2 separate regions of the Homo sapiens genome follow, and region 2 is linked to region 1. A link is an interaction called in ENCODE POLR2A ChIA-PET data of the cell type or tissue named here. Cell type or tissue: MCF 10A. All regions are shown on one strand.

Region 1 (2,500 bases):
AATTACAGGTGTGAGCCACCGTGCCCGGCCAAGTATCTCTTTTCTACAGCCTTATTAAACTAACTACAAACATTTATTTTCCAATTTAGTTTTACTTTCAGTGCATATCAAAGTTGTTGTACTCTTCAGACCAACAAATTAACTTGAGGGCAAATTACATAGCTTTCCATGTACCCTTTTTTCCTCAGGTGCTAATCAAAGGCTCTGAAAATGGATACTGCTTTAGTGATGTCTGCTTTATTCTTAAAATGCTTATTTCTTTTGCTAGATGTAAAGATTTGGTGTTAACAAAAGTGGTTTTAATATGTAAATATGAATGAATGCCTTTAGTTTACCCTGTTTGTCTATTATTAATCTGTTTTCATTTATCCTTCATAGAGGAGGATCCTTTCATGATCTTGAATACATTTCATTAGATATTGTTGCATTTTAAGAATGAAAATACAACTGTTTTCTGTCTTAGATTAATCCTGCTGCTATGAGAAACTGAAAATCAAGAATGTGATGCACTTTTTACATTACTATATACCATACATATACCATAGGTTGCTTTGATACCTTTCCTGTAGCACAGCCACTAACAAGAGTGAATGAATTATAAAATTCTTTTTGGGAGGGAATCAATACAAGTAACTAATTCTTAGCTGATATTGTCCTATGAAGGACAATAACTTAGGAATATAAGAATTCTGTTAATAGTACACTTTTTGGCCTTAAATGTCTTCTACTACTGAAAATAGTTTAAATCTTAGCTTTGTTTCTATTATTCCCTCTCTCTGCCTCAGAAAGAGGAATTGGGAAGAATGGCTTAAAGGACGTGGTGTCATTGATTTGTTGCTGATCTTTTAGAAAACATTTGTCTATGTAAGCTGGGGACTTATTTTTTGTTTGTATATAGAGGGGAAATAGTGCTGCCCTGAACCAATCAGATTTAGTTTAAATCAAATCAATCAAAACTCCAGCTGTTTCTCTTGTCTTTTTACTTAGCAAAGGAAAACTTTAGTGAATGCTACTTGACAAGAAGAAAAGTCATTTCTCAAGCACATACCCAAACTTGAAGGTGATTGAACCCAAAATAATGGGTGGGAAACACCAAATGAGGTGGAGGAATGAGAAAGATGTGTGGGCCAAAGCTATCTGGTTATATTTTGATGTTGCCAATATCGCAAAGCCAAAATTTTAATTTGCTTATTTAATATATTTGTTGGCCAGAGATCTATTTTTATATCAATGTGCCTTGCATGTATATTAAAAAAAAAAAATTGGAAACGCCATGTAGTAATGCCTGAGATAGTCGATGGTTCTTACCACCTCACTAATTTTTATGCAGTATGAAATGCTCATTCTATTGCCCAACTGGTGCTCTCTGTTTAAAGTTACAGATCTTGCGAAACTGGAACTATTTTATAAGCTGGGGAAGTGATTTACTTTTTTTGTTGTATCTTTTTTGTTCTTAGTCTGTTAGTGGCTGTCCTGTAGTGGGAAATAGTAAAAGGATTCTTCACTCCCTTCTCCCCTCAGCACCTTCTTCAAGTAAACATTTCTTGTGTGCTTTGAAAAAAGTTTCAGCTTGCTGTCTCTTTTAGTGTTTTAAAGAAGTGTTATACAAAGCATTGTTTGCAAAATATAGGGAGATAATGGAGTCCACTTTAATTTGGAATTCTGTGTGAGCTATGATCCAAGTTATCAGCTCTTTCCAACTTTAAAAATTTTGTTAAAAGCACCTTGCTTAGAAAATTTTAAATATTTATGTCTGCAACAATTGTCTCAAAATAATAAACTGTGCAATTCTTGTCATTAAAAAAAAAAAAGATCTGAATTTTCCCTAATGTGACTTGTTAGTTTCTCTCTGTATTTCCTGCCAGTGTAAATGTGAAAGCTTTGCTTGCATTACGTTTTAGAAATGCATTTTGCACACTCGAATTTTGCCGAAGCTCCGTGAAAAGGTTAGATCTAAGTAGATGAATAAAGCTATGCACATGTTTTGAAAGTTTAATTTGTGTGTCATTACCAAAAGTGACCGATTTGTCCTTACTACTTTGCTGTTGTTAGCTTTACCATCTTTGGAAACTTGGCTCAAAGTTACATAGTTCTGGGCTAGCTCATCAGTGGAACTAGGAGAGAGGAAAACTGGCACCTATTTTAATAAAGTTCAATTTAAACGAGAGCTTGACTTGTATCTATTAAAGAGCTTTTCTTGAAACAGGGCAGTTTTATCAGCTTTACAAATCATTGGATGCTCTTCCTTAGTAATATTTTGGTTTATTTGATCAAATAGAAATGGAAAGTAATTCAAACTGAAAGACCCTTTTTTGTCATATGGAACTTGGTGACGATTTTTTGTCTTAAAGCTGGTTTAAAGGTAGGATAGGCTTTTACCTTTATTGCTTTAGCATAAATTTGGTTTACTGAATTGACTGGCTTGAGATTAGAATTATTCAGTTGTTTGTAAGATCAAAGCACTGGTTGTTTTAAAGATAACGTGTATCTTTTAAAAAAT
Region 2 (2,500 bases), 310 kb after region 1:
CGCGCACCCTCTTCCCATCCCCCTACCCTTGATCCTCCCCATTTGGAAGAAGCTGTTCTCGTTGTTGTGCTGCAGGAACGCGGTTAGGGTGGGCTCCCCCTGGTTCCGGGGGCTGAGAGATTCTGGGAGCAGCCTGGATGGGAGGAAGAAGGACAAAAGGGGGGAGAGGGGTGGGTGACGGAGAAACCGCGCCGGGGGGGCGACGGACCGCCCGGGAGCTCCGAGTGTGCACACACGCCGTTTGTATGTGTGTGCAGCAAATCCAAGCTCTGCTGGCTCCCCCCAAGACGGACGAGGCAGAAAAGCGCAGTCGGAAGCCTGAGAAGGAGCCCCGGAGAAGCGGCAGGGCCACCAACCACGACAGCTGCGATAGCTGCAAGGAAGGTGGAGATCTCCTGTGCTGCGACCACTGCCCGGCTGCCTTCCACCTCCAGTGCTGGTAAGGTCTGGGGACCCTTTTGGAGCTTCTTGGCGGACCCTTCTCTGCGCATTCCTTCACCCGGCCTGCCCCTGACTGCCGAAATAACGGGCGCTTGCAGCCGCTAGCTGACTTTCTGCAGCTGCCGGGGCGAGCACCTCCCCGCCCCCAGGTGTCCGCCGGGTTCTGGCAGTTTAGCGGGGAGGAGCAGCGGTGGGTCCGGACCCCGAGGTGGGGGTTGGGACGAGTGAAGAGAACCCCATATGGGATTGGAAGTCGCTGGGGAGCCGGGACAGAGCCGGCCGGGGACAGCCGGCAGTGGCGGGGGAGGAAGGGGAGGAGCTCCGGGCCCAGTGCCGCTTGCCTGCCCGCGCGCCCGCTGCCCTCGGGGCTCCTGCCCGGCCGGGATCTCCTCGGGGTGGGTGCGTGGAGCCCTCGGCCACCTGAGTTGCCCTGGTCCAGACCCCGGCAACCGGGCGCTTGTGGCTGTAGAAAAAATCGTGGAGGGTGTCTCTCGAGTCCGCCTCTTCTTTGCCTCTCTGTTTACAATATGGCGACCTGCCTTTAAATTATATTTTTATTCTCAGCGCCATTTTGGCTGCATATATGATTTGCAAACGTCTCTCGGGGGAACGGTGGGGACAGCCCCAGAGTCCTTTCTGCAGAAGCTCCTCGGGGGCCCCGTCTGGGATCTCGCCGCTTTGATCCCCTTTCTCTGCCTCCGCTTGCCCCCTGTTGCCTCTCAGAGCTGCCTTCCTTCCTCCTCCCTCTTCCCTCCTCCCTCCCGGCGCCGCTGCCTCTTAGGAAATCGGGCCGGGTTAGACAATTAAAATTGCCCTTGGGCGCCGATTTCATTTCTCCGCTCCGGATCGGCGAGCCCTTCGCTGCAAAATTCTTTGCTGCCAGAGGGAGGATTGTGTGCGGTGGCACTAGAAAGGCATTTTTAAGGAGCTGAGAGCTGGAAAGCCGTACGCTTTTTCCCCCTTACTGGACATGAGAGGAGGGGAGAGACCGAACCGAGAGGGAGGGACCTGAGTTGATCGCCCGCTGCGTGATCCTCCTCAGCGGCTCAGCCCAGGACAATCCGGCAAAGAAGAGTTTAAACTCCATCTTCTGCCGGCCGAAATCACCTCTGCCCTCCACAAAAATCCCACATCTGCGGCAGCAAACCCAGATTTCGTCTTGTTCTACTGGGTCTCGTTCTGTTGTTCTGCAACAGTTGACTGAGGCAGGGGTTTGAGAGAGGAGCCAGACTGGAGAGAGGAAAAGGGGGCTGTTCTGTGTTCCCACCAGTTGTTTGATGTTGCCTTTTTTAGCCCTCTTTTTATTTTGTTTTAAGTGAAATTTCACCGAAGGTCTCTCAACAGTTCCATTCACGTTCCATCTCTCGGTTTGTGGAGTAGTGTCTACTGTATATTTGTACTAATTGCAGGTTTGGGAACACTTATTAGACAGATGACTGATACTGAGCAAATTAAGTTTATGGTCAGAAGTTATGTAGGAAACTCCCATTACCATTCCCAAGATACTTTTGCCCAGGAGGGCACCCCATCCCAGCTTGTAAAATTGCTGGGACAAAAATGATTATCGTAGAGGAAGTTTTGCTGCTGGCTTTAAAATTTTTATTATGAAGTGACTAAGGGTCTGTGGTTTTTAGCCTTTACTTCCTATAAGGTGTAATCCACCTGGAGAAGATATTTCTGGTCACATTTCTTTTGCTATTCTTAGGAGAAATTTGTGCCTGAATATACGTTGTGTTGCTTACCAGTTATTCCCAGTTGCTTACATTTTTTTAGTGTGTTTGTTTGGTATGTATACCAGGACTGAGTTGTAGACTTCTTGATTTAAAATGTGGGCTTACGTCCTACTCCTAGGATGAAATTGGTGTTAACCATGATTGCTGACATGCATGTTGAGTGAGAATTTGATAAGCTCTCTTATTTGATAAAGCTGAAATTGTTTATTAGAAACCTCAGGCATGGGAAAAGTGTGCTGTCTGTTTTGCCTGAGATTGGGCTTTTAAACTCTAAAACCTAACCTCTGAATTTTTTAATTAGACGAGTCTAAAGTCTTGTCAAGTTG

What was found. Peaks named below come from ENCODE experiments on the same cell type or tissue, not always from the same donor. Only the 100,000 strongest peaks of a DNase experiment are listed, where the experiment ranks them.
Region 2: POLR2A ChIA-PET joins it to region 1 with 8 read pairs; 4 of 35 experiments call an interaction of 5 or more read pairs at or near these places.

Annotation. Positions count from the first base shown.
Region 1 is chr17:29,256,830-29,259,329 of GRCh38, reverse strand. It overlaps NUFIP2 (nuclear FMR1 interacting protein 2), which reads left to right. Exons shown (of 4, transcript NM_020772.3): 4 at 1-2,500. Among named protein-coding and RNA genes, the nearest start is that of CRYBA1, 11 kb to the right of the region's middle. In MCF 10A, no CTCF peak of the experiment used is centred here; a DNase peak (open chromatin) is centred at 1,359.
Region 2 is chr17:28,948,004-28,950,503 of GRCh38, reverse strand. PHF12 (PHD finger protein 12) reads left to right here. Exons shown (of 15, transcript NM_001033561.2): 2 at 258-439. Among named protein-coding and RNA genes, the nearest start is that of PHF12, 2.3 kb to the left of the region's middle. RefSeq lists a silencer at 695-954 and enhancers at 485-1,104, 1,185-1,284, 1,105-1,725. In MCF 10A, no CTCF peak of the experiment used is centred here; a DNase peak (open chromatin) is centred at 1,223.